Linked DNA regions of Mus musculus: all the other regions are linked to region 3. Evidence: chromatin contacts called from ENCODE Hi-C data. All regions are on one chromosome and are shown on one strand. The core of a region is the stretch at or near the end of the contact, and the rest is flanking DNA. Distances in the headings are between cores, read along the strand shown. Region 1 holds the start of Proca1 (protein interacting with cyclin A1). Region 2 overlaps Slit3 (slit guidance ligand 3). Region 3 holds the start of Sfi1 (Sfi1 homolog, spindle assembly associated (yeast)). Region 4 overlaps Ssh2 (slingshot protein phosphatase 2). Region 5 overlaps Dnah2 (dynein, axonemal, heavy chain 2).

The links. A loop is a pair of places that touch in the nucleus more often than their neighbours do.
Region 1: a map of T-helper 17 cell shows a loop between it and region 3 (17-fold over the local background). The contact joins the promoter of Proca1 here to the promoter of Sfi1 in region 3. A Hi-C loop is called at or near these places in 3 of 37 maps with a recorded cell type or tissue (T-helper 1 cell, T-helper 17 cell and regulatory T cell).
Region 2: a map of T-helper 2 cell shows a loop between it and region 3 (117-fold over the local background). The contact joins the enhancer-like site here to the promoter of Sfi1 in region 3. A Hi-C loop is called at or near these places in 5 of 37 maps with a recorded cell type or tissue (T-helper 1 cell, T-helper 17 cell, T-helper 2 cell and 1 more).
Region 4: a loop to region 3 is called in a map of T-helper 2 cell, with 47 times the contacts of the local background. The contact joins the enhancer-like site here to the promoter of Sfi1 in region 3. A Hi-C loop is called at or near these places in 5 of 37 maps with a recorded cell type or tissue (T-helper 1 cell, T-helper 17 cell, T-helper 2 cell and 1 more).
Region 5: a map of T-helper 17 cell shows a loop between it and region 3 (160-fold over the local background). The contact joins the enhancer-like site here to the promoter of Sfi1 in region 3. A Hi-C loop is called at or near these places in 5 of 37 maps with a recorded cell type or tissue (T-helper 1 cell, T-helper 17 cell, T-helper 2 cell and 1 more).

What each region holds. Positions count from the first base shown.
Region 1 is chr11:78,193,289-78,195,988 of GRCm38, forward strand. It overlaps Proca1 (protein interacting with cyclin A1), which reads left to right and starts at 1,414. Exons shown (of 4, transcript NM_001368876.1): 1 at 1,414-1,666. The coding sequence starts at 1,585.
Region 2 is chr11:35,303,376-35,306,075 of GRCm38, forward strand. The region is part of intron 4 of Slit3 (slit guidance ligand 3); the gene reads left to right. It overlaps Gm46277 (a long non-coding RNA gene), which reads left to right. Exons shown (of 2, transcript XR_003949657.1): 1 at 1-2,700. Among named protein-coding and RNA genes, the nearest start is that of Gm46277, 17 kb to the left of the region's middle. Within about 2 kb of position 1,361, at least 1 of the 3 ENCODE cell types and tissues checked has a DNase peak (open chromatin) inside an H3K27ac peak, as active enhancers do.
Region 3 is chr11:3,192,283-3,194,982 of GRCm38, forward strand. Sfi1 (Sfi1 homolog, spindle assembly associated (yeast)) reads right to left here and starts at 1,321. Exons shown (of 33, transcript NM_030207.3): 1 at 1,078-1,321.
Region 4 is chr11:77,438,899-77,441,598 of GRCm38, forward strand. All of the region lies in intron 12 of Ssh2 (slingshot protein phosphatase 2), which reads left to right. Among named protein-coding and RNA genes, the nearest start is that of Coro6, 24 kb to the right of the region's middle. Within about 2 kb of position 1,374, at least 1 of the 3 ENCODE cell types and tissues checked has a DNase peak (open chromatin) inside an H3K27ac peak, as active enhancers do.
Region 5 is chr11:69,526,368-69,529,067 of GRCm38, forward strand. The region is part of intron 4 of Dnah2 (dynein, axonemal, heavy chain 2); the gene reads right to left. Among named protein-coding and RNA genes, the nearest start is that of Dnah2, 21 kb to the right of the region's middle. Within about 2 kb of position 1,295, at least 1 of the 3 ENCODE cell types and tissues checked has a DNase peak (open chromatin) inside an H3K27ac peak, as active enhancers do.

The DNA.
Region 1 (2,700 bases), core at 164-2,663, about 75 Mb after region 3:
GTCCCAAGTCCTGTAACCAACACATATGACATCATTAACAACAGGGTCTTACCATTCAGTTTTGGAATGTTGCTGACAGCAGTGGTAAATAGCCCTATTGTTCTAGAGGCTTCCCTGACCAGCAACTCTAAGGAAGTAATCCACCCTTACTACTAGGGGGTTATATTTATTTATTTTTGAAACAGGGTTTCATGGTCAGCCCCAGGTGACCTGAAACTCAGAGATCTGCCTGCCTCTGCCTCCCAACAAAGGCACACAGGCCCATGCCACCACATCCGGCTTTCTCCCCTACCCCCCCCCCTCTTTTTTTTTTTTGAGTCCTGATCTTGGCTCTCCTGGAGCTCACGATGAAAATCAAGCTGGCCTCGAACTCAGAGATCTACCTGCAAGTGTGTGGATTAAAGGCAAACATCACCATGGCCAGCCTATCCTCTGCTTTTTGAGGTACACCTATTCTGGCTTTGGAAGCTGATTGGAGGTAAACTGAGAGATGTGACGTGAGGGATATCTGTGAAGCAGCTCTCATTCATTCACATCGTCTTGTACAGAGTTGGTTAACCCAGTGTGCATGTGAGAAGTCACCTCAATACTCAGTTCTCCCAGGGGCCTGCCCGAATGTGTAGTCCCATGAGGTGCATGTATAGGACAGTTGCACATATACTTTTTTGTTTTGTTTTGTTTTTGTTTTTCGAGACTGGGTTTCTCTGTGTAGCCCTGGCTGTCCTGGAACTCTCTCTGTAGACCAGGCTGGCCTCGAACTCAGAAATCAGCCTGCCTCTGCCTCCCGAGTTGCTGGGATTAAAGGCGTGCGCCACCACCACCCCGCACACATGTACTTCTTATGTTAGATCTGTGTAGACTTTTGGCGTCATCGTGTGTGATATACGAGTGAAGTGTGGACGCTGTGTTTGAGCAACGTGAAGGTTTCCTACTGGGATGGAGTTACCACGAATGTAAGTCACCTTACTTTCTCAACAGGAAAATAGGGCACTGTGGGGCCTAGGGATTGGGAGGAAATCTGAAGGGTAGATCTGAGGGGGATGGGTCTGGCGATCCGGGGTTAGGGGGCTTTAGGGTGTACTATACACAGTGGAGGAGGGACTTGTCACCAAGGAGACGCAAAGCCAGGATACCTGCAAGGACATACGTTCATGAAGATTGGTCCCTGGCTAACCTCCAGAAGGCGTGGCGGTCCTGGTGCTAGAGCTTGAATTTGGAAGGGGCGGGGCCAGCAACTGTTGTGGGCGGGGCTCTGGGCTAGAGTTTTCTAGAAGCAGGGACCAGCAAGGTGCTAAGTATGGGACTGAGTGCTGGGTCTGTAAGGTAAAGGTAAAAGCCCGTACTGGCGTTAAGGGTGTGACGAAGGGACTGGAAGGAGCTGGAGATCCCGGATGAAGAACCCGACTGACGCTTAGACCCGGGCTGGAAGACCTGAGGGGGGGAGGCGGGCGGGGGGTTGGGCAAGCATGAGGCGGAGCTAGGGGCTGGACTGGAGCTTACAGCTGGGCCGAGGGCTCGACCAAGCTGAGGTTCAACGTTGAACTCTGCGAGGTAGGGTCCTGTGGAAGAACTGGGCTGACAGCGATGTGGGTCAGGACGACAATAACGGTTAAAAGATGGACTGAGGAAAGGTCTGGCCGCAAAATTGAGAGAACCGAGAGAACTGGTAAGGGGCGGGGCAGAAGGATGGGGGCGTGGCTGGGCGTGGCTCTGGAAGTTTGCTTGACTTGGCTTCCTCCCGACCCAGGCTCAGCTCTTGAGCATTAGGCTGCAACCTCTGGCCTGGGCTACCGCCCCAAAGGCGCTAGGGTTCGGTAGAACCCTTGGCCCAATGCTCATCTGGGCTCCAGGGCTGGGCGGCCAGTTCCATTGACCTTGAGGGTGGGAAAGCGTCTGAGTATTCCACAAGTGACATCATAATCACCTCCAAGTGCCTAGCTAGGAGACATTTCCCAGAACAGGGCTCACTGGCCTCTCTTGCACTCTCCTCTCTCTCTCTCTCTCTCTCTCTCTCTCTCTCTCGCTCTCGCTCTCTCGCTCTCTCGCTCGCTCTCTTTCTCTCTCTCTCTCTCTCTCTCGCTCTCTCGCTCTCTCGCTCTCTCGCTCTCTCGCTCGCTCTCTCGCGCTCTCTCGCTCTCGCTCTCTCTTCCTTTTTCTTTCTTTCTTCCCTCCACACACCTTTTGTTTTGTTTTGTTTTGTTTTTTCGTTTTTTTTCGGGACATGGTTTCTCTGTATAGTCTTGGCTGTCCTGGAACTCACTCTGTAGACCAGGCTGGCCTTGAACTCAGAAATCCCCCCTGCCTCTGCCTCCCAAGTGCTGGGACTAAAGGCATGCGCCACCACTGACCGGCTTTTTTTTTTTTTTTTTTGTCCCTCCACACACATTCTTTTGGCTGCTCTAGTGCCTGTCCTCTGGGCCTCAAAGGAAGGGAGGGGTTTTGCAGGATAAGGAGGATCCTCTACAAATAAATGTGCATTTTGAGTTAGGTCCCTGCTACCTGTCCCAACGAAGAGACCACATGCTTTTCTCTTCCTTTCAAGCTATTACCATCTTCATTCTGCCACAGGAGCTCTGGACCGACTGCCTTGATCACCGCTCCCCTCTGTCCTCTTTGGACAAAGAGGCAGACTATCTCTCCAAATCCCACTTCTCGTTGATCCTTCCTGTTTTCCCTCCCAAACAGCTGATGTTGTCAACA
Region 2 (2,700 bases), core at 111-2,610, about 32 Mb after region 3:
CAGTGTGAAGCCTGGTGATTGAGTCATGGTGGCGTTATAAGGACAGACATGTAGATATAGACACTTACACTCTCTGTCACGGGATACTTAGGCACTTACTACAGGAGGACCACCAACAAGAAGACAATTACAAAAGGAGGCCTCTAGAACTCCAGTCTCTAGAACTGTAAGTCTGGGCATGCCCTGCCTCCCCTAACCTTTCTTTTATAAAGTTAATCTGCCTCTCGTATTTTGTTACAGGAATGAAAAATAGATGGGCACTCTATGCATCTCAGAGAACTTGGGGTTTCAAATGTATAGTTGAAGATGCCATTTTTCAGTCTTACAATAATTGTAAATTATTGCAATTAATTAATTACAAACTAATCCATCTCGTCTTTTGCCCTTCTTTTCCATCTGTCACACCCCCAACCTGGCATCTTCCATAGCCTGAAAAAATGACTTGGGAAAACCCTTCTGGACCCCATGCCAGTAGGAGTAGTTTCCTGTTGGCCCTTGGGGCATGCTGTGCCTAGTCTGTGCATGAGTCCACCAAGGCTTTTTTTGTCATATGTTATGGTTCCCACATCCTGATGTCATAGCTGAGACTTGAACGCAGGCTACCTGACCCTGAAAGCTCTTGTCTTCCATCGTAGCCTTTCATCTATGAGTACAACTGTCTTGCCATCTGCCTAGAGAGCTTATTCCACAAAGGTCCGCTGCACGGTTACTGGGTACCCCACTTTACGGTAACAGAACATAACTGCAGTGTGGTGGTGGTGGTGGGGGTAAACCTGAAGAGAGAATGGGGTGTGGTGGTGGAAGAGCCCAGAGCTGCCTTTGAGCCGGCCAGTGAGGACAGGGAAGGTTCTCAGAAGCAGAAACACATAAGCTGAGAGGAAGAGGAAAAGGAAGCCAGCTAAGACCACACTGGGAGGCAGTTGGCACAGGAATCCAGGCAGAGGACACGATGTGAGCCAAGGCCTGAAGTAGGAGAGTTGGGAGGAATTAAAATCTCATTGGCGGGAGAGAAGAGAGCCAGGTGGTTATTTTTCCTGCCTCTGTAGCCAGACTCAAACAGAGAAGATGGCTCTAATCCCATTGTATTCCCAGGCTCCTGTGATCCAAGACATGGCTGGGGGCCTGCGTCTGTCATTCTGTGGAGTCCTACAGTGGCCTCCTTCCTGGAGCTGCCACCCTGTGGGAGAGGTTATCACCAGACAGAAATACAAGCAGTCCCTTCACCATCCTCAAGGCCCACAGCTTAGAAGAAGAATAGTTCTCTCTAGGGTTTCAGAAATGTCAAGCCCATGTCTCCATCTACTTGGAATGAAAGACCGGGGTTACAGCACTAAGGAACAGGCAGATGGGCCCAGCCACAGCTCTTAAGAATTTCAGTAAAGCCGAGAGGCACAGTTAGATCAGGAAAACGTGGGAGGGAAGCTGAATTTTCTGTTCTGTCCTCTTCCAACATTCCTAGGTTCTAGGTTCCAGAGTGCAATTGTCCCTTAGACTACAGGGGCGGGGAGGGACAGGCTGTAAGGACAGTGCTCCTCCGGTAGATATCAGAGTCCATGTACTTTCCAGCCTTTTATAGAATGGCACACCATTTACCTTTAACAAGTCATTCCTCTCATATCTCCTAAATCATCTCTAGGTTATGTGTAAAATATAACATTACATAACTAGTCACCGTATACTACCATTGTTTAGGGAAATCGTGACCAAAAGAAAAGGGCTGGGCCTTTGAGTGGCGATGCAATTGTTTTCTGAATGTTTTTCAGTTCAAGGTTAGTTGGCACTGTGAATGCTGAGCCGGTGGATATACAGGGCAGGCTGTGCAGGCTTGGGCTGGGAGGGAAATGTACCGCATGGTTGATCTGTGAAGAAGAGAAAGGAGACAGACAGGCTTCTCATCTTTCCTGCCAGCCGTGAGGTGAGGGGCAGGGTCCAGCCATATGGGCAGCCAAGAGGAGGCAGGGACTGCAGCACTTGCTCAGCACTAATTAGGGCCTGGCTGGAGTGTCTGCAAGGACCCCAGCAGGGACGTTTCCTGCACAGGGCAAGCAGCCCTGGATTAGGGGCCGACAGGTGCTGCCTCCTCTGACACTTTTGGCAACATCCTAGCCACTCCTATGACTTGTCCCTAGATGCAGGTGACCTTGGAAATGTGAAGAGTCTAGAGGAAACCATCTTCCCGGCGCTCTTTGTGGAGAGAGCAGGAGCTGAAAGGCTTCCGTGGAACTTCAGCGCGTGGACGGGTGGGTGGCATTTCAGTGCGGCTGTTCCAACTCGCCCTGGAAAGCAAGCCAGTGTTTACCCTCAGTGTTTACCGTGAGGTCTGGGACATGGCATGCCTTCACATACTGTGAGGAGGTGGGGGGCCTTTGGGGTGCGCAGACAGTAGCATTAGGAATGGGGTCGAGGAAGAGATGGCAAAGAGTCAGGGTCACTTGATGACTGCATTCAACATTGGCGGGTTTGTTTGGGCTTTTGGTTATTGTTTTGTGTTGTCTGATTTGTGATTTTTGTTTGTTTAGAGGATTGATTGTATATGTTGAGCCAATACTTTTGATACCAGAATGACTGTCCACTTGGCTTCCTCTAAATGACCAGCTTGCACTGGAGGTGATGAAGAAGCTGCTGTCAGAAAGAAATCTCCACAGAACAGCCTCTCTTTCCCTTTCATGCCTGCAGCACAGACCTCAGCCCTGTCTCTCA
Region 3 (2,700 bases), core at 71-2,570:
CTGACCTCTCCATTTGGGCTTCTGAGGGCAACAGGCAAGCACAAGGTACCCAGACACCCATGCACGCAAAACAGCCACACACATAAATCTTTTTTTTTTTAATGTTTTTAAATAATCATGAATTGGAGGTTAGCCTGGGTTCTGAGGCCAGTGTGAGCTAGCTTGTGTTATAGAGACGCCAGAAATGGAGCCCAAAGCCTTCAGGACACCAGACAATCAGTCTACCTATGAGCTGGCATTTCAGGTGTGTTGTGAGCCACCAGTGGTGAACGCTGGGATTCCAACTGGTATTGTCTCAAAAAGGAGTAAGGGTTTCTTAAGCGCTGAGCCATCTCTCTGGCTCCTTTAATAAATCATCTTTCTTTTTAAAAATATTTAATATTAAATTTTAAACCATGATAACTTCAAATTACTTGATAATTACCAGGCAATCTAAAGCTCAGGGACTACAATTAAGACAGCATTTACAGCACGGGTTGCACATGTTTTTCCGAAGCACTTTTCATGAACGACCCACTCTAAGAACAGGCACCTCAGCTGGTGCTTATTGTCATTTTCCAGGCTGATGCTCAAGACCATCAGCTAACAGGTGGCAAAGGTGCCACTCTCATTCAAACCTCGATACACCTTCAGGAACTAAACCAGAAGAGGTTCCATGGTACAAACGCAACGTGAGCTCAGCTCCTTGCTTGGTCACTTGAGCTCAGTGTACCAACGAGCCCTACGCCCCGCCACACCCCTGAATCGAACGTGGATCTGCGCAGACTAGTAAGCGAAGCACGAGCTGGAGAATCACTCAGCGGAGCTCTCCACCAGGGGGAGAAGGATGCATAGACCCTGCAGAAACAGCGCGAGTGCAGCCGTGACTGCGAGCGACCTTACGCACGCCCTGCTCGCACTTCCACGCATGGACCAGAGCCTTGTGGGTAGGCAGCATCTCCTGCACTTCTACAGAAGAAAGCAGAAGCCCCGACCAAGCCGTTCCAGGACAAAGTTCCTAGGAACGCGCGCTCCGCCAACTTCAAAACGCAAGGGCGAGCCAGTCAAAAGCTGGAGGCGCTAGGCCGGGCCTCGTACCTGAGGGAGGTGACTCCTCAGCAGACGCTAGACAGAGGTGGTAGCAAAGGGCCCCAGCCCAGAGTTTCCGGCCCTGCGCCGACGGCGGCTCCTCCCCCGTCTCCACGGCAACGCGACCCGCGCCGGAAGCTGCTCTGTCCAGCTTAGTGCGCTCTGTCTTCCAGGAAACAGAGACTTCTCTCTAAGCTCGGCTTCCTACGGTTTTCTTGCCCTGAAGTTTCTGCGCTTCTGAGAAGCGGGTCACTAGTTACAACTCCTGCATGGGACCGGTGTGAGACGGAAAAGTGTCTCTTTTCATTGCGTGGTGGCTCACGTCGGTAATCTCCGCATCAAACAGCCGAATCTTTAAAGAGAACTTTCAGAACAAAGTATGAAGTTTCATACTAAGAACAGTGAAAACTAGTGGGTGGGTGTCTGAAGACGAAAACCAAGGGGCAGGAGATATGACTCACCAGTTAAATGCACTTTTCATTCATCCAGACTCCCAATACCCACACGGTGGCTCTTAAAACAGCCGTGACTCCCAAGTCGCGCTCCCGTTTGACCTATATGCAAGCAAAACATTCATACTCAAAATTTTTAAAAAGATTAAACCCAAGAAATATGGGTTTTGCCCTTTTACAAATGGTAATTTTGTAATCCAAAGATTTAAAAGCAATTATTGGTAACAGTCATTTGTGGGAGGCTGAGGCAGGGGGATCCCTGCAGTTAAAGAAAACCTGGCCTAATGAGTGAATTCCAGTACCGCCTGAGCTAGAATGAGACTCAGAATGGACAAGAAAAGTGTTTAAATCCAGTCTGCTGAAATGACAAGATGGCTCCTGAGTCCTAGGACCTGAGCTCAATCTCCAGTATTCCTATGGCAAAAGAGAACTCGCTCTTAGAAGCCATCCTTTGACCTCTAGCCACAAGCCATGACCATCCATGCACACAAAAAATAAAGATAATGGGAAAATAAATCTGGCCCGACAGTGGTGACTCACGCCTATAATCCCAGCACTTGGGAGGCAGAGGAAGGTGGATTTCTGAGTTCGAGGCCAGCCTGGTCTACAGAGTGAGTTCCAGGACAACCAGGGCTATACAGAGAACCCTAAAAAAAAGGAAAGAAAGAAAGAAAGAAAGAAAGAAAGAAAGAAAGAAAGAAAGAAAGAAAAAGAAACCTGGCTTAATGGTTCGTGCCTGCACTCCCTAGCTACTTAGGAGGTTGAGGCAGGGAATCACTAATTTTAAGATCACTGTCAGAAATTTGGAAAGACTGTCTCAAAAAAGAAAGGTGTGGGGGCCAGGCGAGGGGGGAAGGAATGGTTGCAGAGGCATATGAATCTCTGTTGAATTTAAAGCCAGCCTGCTCCTCAGAGTGAGTTCCAAGATAGCCAGGGCTAGGCAGAGAAACCCTGTCTCCAAAGGCAAAACAAACAAGCAAACAAAAAAAACCACAAAGATCATTGGACTCAGGTATGGAGTCACATACCTTTAATACCAATTCTAGAGAGACAGAAACAGGTGAATATGAGTTTCAGGCTAACCTCCTCTACAAAGAGAATCCCAGGCTAGCCAATGCTATAAAACAAGATTTTATCTCAAAAGAGCCAACAAGGTCCTGAGTTCAAATCCCAGAAACCA
Region 4 (2,700 bases), core at 124-2,623, about 74 Mb after region 3:
CCCACCATGGGCTTTCATACTCTGCAAAGTCCCAGGAGAGGCTTCAGGAACAGGAGAGGCTTTGACAACTATAGATGCTGGCAATTTGGAAAGCCTATTCCAGTTGTTTAAAAGATTAATCCTTATACTTCTGTTGCTCTAGTACCACTTTAATATATATATATATATATATAATTTACATGAGTACACTGTGGCTGTCTTCAGACACACCAAAGAGGCTGTCAGATCCCAAAGGTGGTTTGCGAGCCACCATGTAGTTTCTGGGAATTGAACTCAGGACCTCTGGAAGAACAGTCAGTACTCTTAATCACTGAGCCATCTCTCCAGCCCCTCTAGAACCACTTTGGGCACCAAAAATCTGTATTAGTCAGGGTTACAAACTTGCAGGCTGCAGTTGAGCTAACCCAACAGTGACTGCACATAAACAAAAAATTCAAGAACCCAGTAGTTGTTCAATCCATGAGGCTGGATACCAAAGCTGGTCTTCAGTATACACTGGAATCCTGAAGAAATAGGCTCTAATGCCAGTGGCTGCCAGCAGTGGCCCAGATTAGAGGTGGGTCTTCCCACCTCAAAGATAATTAGAAGTAAATCTTCCCTCTTCAGATGATTTAGTTAAGCAAAACTCCTTCACAGGTGTGCCCAGCCATTTTGGGGTTTTAGGTCATTCCAGATGTAGTCCAGTTGTCAACCAAAATCACCATAAGCACCAAGGTGGCAATGGAGGCAGTTGTTCATGAGCTTCCAAGTTCAGGCCAGAGTCTGAGACAAAGTGCCTCTTTATATATCTCTTCTACAGGACCCTACTCCTAATGTTATAATGCAAGCTTAGTCTACACAATTGTATACAGGGACTAAGGGGTGAAATTGAAATGTGTGGGATAAGTGAAAACTAACTTGAGATCCTTCTTAAACAAGTTAGAAGCTGAATAGTTAAAAAGCCCAATTGAAAAATGCCAAAGAAATGCACACCTTTAATCCCAGCACTCCAGAGTCAGAGGCAGGTGGACCTTTGAGTTCAAGGCCAGCTTGGTCTACATACCAAGTTCCAGGACAGCAGAGGCTACACAGAAAAACCCTGTCCAAAAAAAAAAAAAAAAAAAATGATAAGAAAAAAGTAAAAGTTGAAAAGGTACTTCCATAGGGAATAAATTCTATTTTATTTAGGCTTGTCCAAGTTGAAGCACTTGCCATACCTATAAGCAAAGGCCTAAAATTTGATGTTTTTAGAGATCATTTGGAAAACATAGAACGCATGTCTAATTTTTTTTTCTGAATTTCTGTGCATCGGCTTCCTAACAATAGTCTAATAAAAACCTCTGTCGTAAGGACCAGCGAGATGGCTTGCTGCCAAGGCTGAGTTTAATCCCGGAGCCCACTTGGTAGAAGTTGAGAGGCCTGACCCCTCCAAGTCATCCTCTGAGCTCCACACGTGTATCATACATGTACCACCACACTCAGATGCCCGCCCACCCACACGTGCACAAATAACAATACAGGTCTTAAAATTCAGAAAAATTAGTCCATTCCATACTTTGCATTCCTGTAGCTTATCTGCTCATTCGTTTGGGCAAGTCACCTCGGGCTCATTTGCACTGATAATTCCTCAGTCATTCTTGTAGCTCATGACTGCAGAATCGCAAAGCGTCAACTAGCAGTATAGCCAGTGAGCACATGAACAGCTTCTCTGCTTTGGCTCACATGTCCGTGTTTTGATTTATTGGAACAGTTACTGGAAAGGATTCTAGAGCCCATGAGTAGTATCCATAATAGTAACAGTTCTTTTTCTCCAGTTTTTAAAATATTCCCTCTTCAACAGCTGGAGATGTGATCAGCAGATCCGTAAGTTTATTCATGCATTTAGCTGATCCTTGAAGAGTTAGTTTGTGCTGGAACACTACATTGTTAGAATTAGAACATTACTGAACAGTTCTGAATGATGACTAGCTTTGACCCAGTGAGACTGAGGTATTTTGTTTGCTTTGTGGTAGCGTCGTTTTCCCTTGTATTAAAAGCCCACAGGGACTGGGGTGTAGCTCAGTGATAGTGCAGGCCCTCAGAGTATGTGTGGAGCCCTGAGTTCACTTCAGAGCGTGCAAAATACAAACAGGCAGCTCTCGTTCATTTCACCTGAACACTGAGAATGACATGTGATACGTCACGTGCTTTCCTTAGTTCCCTGGGGTTGTGATAGTGTGTGGAAAGTGATCTCTAGAATAGAGAAAAAACATCTATGCTTCATCTATGCTTTCCTCCCGGGACAGAGCCCTTCCTGGGAACTTAACTAGAAATAACTCTATTAGCACAAATCAGATGATGAGTCATTACCACACCTTAACTCCGGAGCCTGAGGGCTGTGAGGGACGCGGCCCCCACCACACAGGAATGAGCTCCTCCCTACACTGGGACGTTCAGTGTGCTACAACATTGAATTTTAATTGTCTGTTTCTCTAATTCCCGCCTACCCTTTAGTATAGAAGTTGTGTGTTAACTTAAGTTTGTGTCTAGCACCTAGTACATTAACTTATATATGGTAAATACTTGATAAATCTTTACTGAGTGGATTAATAGGCTTAATATTAAAAGTGAAAAAAAGAGAGTTCAGCAGTGGTGGCGCCACACCTTTAATCCTAGCACTGGGGAGGAAGAGGCAGGTGAATGTATGGGTTCAAGGCCAGACTGGTCTACAGGGTTTGTTCA
Region 5 (2,700 bases), core at 45-2,544, about 66 Mb after region 3:
GCCCTGGTCTAGAATACACTGCTACATAAATTAGGATGGCTTTCAACTCACAGAATCCTTCCACCTCTATCTCCCTAATGCTGAAATTAAAGGTATGTACCACCATGCCTAGCCTCTGTGTGTGTGTGTGTGAGAGAGAGAGAGTGTGTGAGTGTGTGTGTGTGTGTGTGTGTGTGTGTGAATGAGTGAGTGTGTGTGTGTGAGTGTGTGTGAGTGAGTGTGTGTGTGTGAGTGAGTGTGTGTGTGTGAGTGAGTGTGTGAGTGTGTGGTGTTTGAGGTGCATTTTTGTTTGTTTGTTTGTTTGTTTAGGTTTTTTTGGTGGGGTATAGACAGAGTTTCATACTCAGGCTGGCCTGGAACTCCTAATACTCCTTCCTGCCTCTGTTTCCTACAACCTCCTTTCATTTCAACAACTCCTATCCTTTGCTATCCTCTGTGTGTGTGTGTGTGTGTGTGTGTGTGTGTGTGTGTGTGTGTGTCCTCCTGTTTTAGCCTCTCAGGTGACAGGATTACAAGCATGTACCATCATGTCGGGCTTTCTCTTTTACGTTGTACTATCAATCACTCTAAGAATCAAGCCAGATGTTTTTCAAATGTCCCTTAATTTGGATTTATCTAAATGCTTGTTATTAGGTTGAAGCTAAATGTTCTCGGTGGAACGCCATAATGTTCCCCAGAACTGGCATCCTTACATTTCAGTGCTGAAACTAAAATGCACGCTGACATTAACGTGAGAGGCCGTCGGTAAGCAGCAACAGCGCAGCCTTCTCACTCCCAGACGCCGTTCCTTGTGCATCTCAGGAAAATTCTTTGTATGTTCTCTCTAAATCCACACTGTGACGGCTGTCTACTCCTGCAGCTGGGCTGTGCCCATCCCTCGTGTCTATTCGCGTCTCCCTAATTGCATTAATGTGTCCGGCCTTTTCTTTCTCATGAACGGCGGCTGCCTCAGCCTTGCGCTCAGTCGGTGACGGATTTTCAACCACAGCTATTCAGTTCCCCGCCATTTCTCATCTGGTTTTGTAGCACGCTGCCTTATTCGTTCCCTAAGATCCGTGCCCCACCTCCCCCTTTCATCTCCTTCCACCTTTTATCATCTCGTAGAGACTGAATTCATGTTGGTATCGAGTTGCACCGTGGCTGTTGTGAGGAGCCTCCTTCCTTGGGTTAGATCTCCCTCCTGTATACGCGCTTTGTTCTTTTTTTTTTTTTTCTTCCCTTTGTCCTTGGTATAATGTGCCCGCCGTTGCCATGCAATTTCGCCCCATTTTGCTCATGCCTGAGCAGCTTTGTCAATTCACTCTTTTGGCTCTAGCACACTGTGGGCGACTTCTTGATGCCCCACTGGGAGAGGCCAGTTTATTTTGCCTCTTGAAGGTAAAGTGAAAGGATTAGGTATTTTATGTTATTCTCTTTTCTGTAGCCTGAGAGACTTGTGTGAGGAGGGGCACGTGGTTAAGGCTAATTTAAGGCAATAGCAAATCTTTGTTAAATGACAAACCTCTTGGGGGATGTTTGGAATGCTCCAAGGTTTTCCCCCAACCAAGTGCGGGAAGAGAAGGAACTTGGAGCTTCAGCACAGTTTAGGGTTCACACCTGTTTGTGAAATTCACTAGATTTGATTATGCCTTTTCCCTGTGTTCTGTGGATCCTGGGCTGTGAGCTGCCTTCATGTCCCAGGTCTCACTCTTTGCCCCTTTTATCAGATACTAGGTTATGGACTCCCCCACTCCCACCTCTACCCCTGCCCCAGTGAAGAAGGGTTTATTTTGGCTAACGGTGTGACAGGGCACAGAGCATCACAGTGGAGAAAGGCGTGGGCATGGCAGGAGGAGACACTCCTTGGAGTCTAAAATCAGAATGCCGAGAGACATGACTCTTTTTTTCCCTTTCTGTGCTGGGGATTGAGTGCAGGGCCTCCTGAAGGTTCCACTAAGCTACTGTGCGTAGTCATTTTTTAAAGGAAGTTTAAACTAGCCACCCTAACCTGGAGAATACAGTAAAATCTCTCATCTACTGTTGTAGCAAGTTAAATGGATCTGTCTCTCTCTCTCTCTCTCTCTCTCTCTCTCTCTCTCTCTCTCAAGATTTTATTTATTATATGTATGTGAGTACACTGTCGCTGTCTTCAGACACACCAGAAGAGGGCATCAAATCCCACTGCAGATGGTTATGAGCCACCATGTGGTTGCTGGGAATTGAACTCAGGCCCTCTGGAAGAGCAGTCAGTGCTCTTAACCTCTGAGCCATCTTTCCAACCCACTCATATCTATTTTTATACATTCCTTTAATGCTGCTATTCATCATTTATACTCCTGCCCTAGTATTAACTGTTTTAATTACTATAGTTTAATAAAGGATTCTTATGTCTATGAATCTCCTTTATTACTTTCTTCATCATTACTGTTGATATATATATATATATATATATAGGGGTTGGGGGTTTGTTTTTTTGGTTTTTTGGTTTTTTGTTTTTTTTTTTTTTTTGAGACAGGGTTTCTCTGTGTAGCCCTGGCTGTCCTGGACCTCACTCTGTAGCCCAGACTGGCTTCAAACTCATAGAGATCCACCTGCCTTCTGCCTCCCGAGTGCTGGGATAAAAGGTGTGTATCATCACCTCCCGGCTTAGATATATATTATTTTAAAATAGTGGTTTTTGGGACAGGGTCTCATATGCCCAGGCCAGCCTGGGACTTGCAG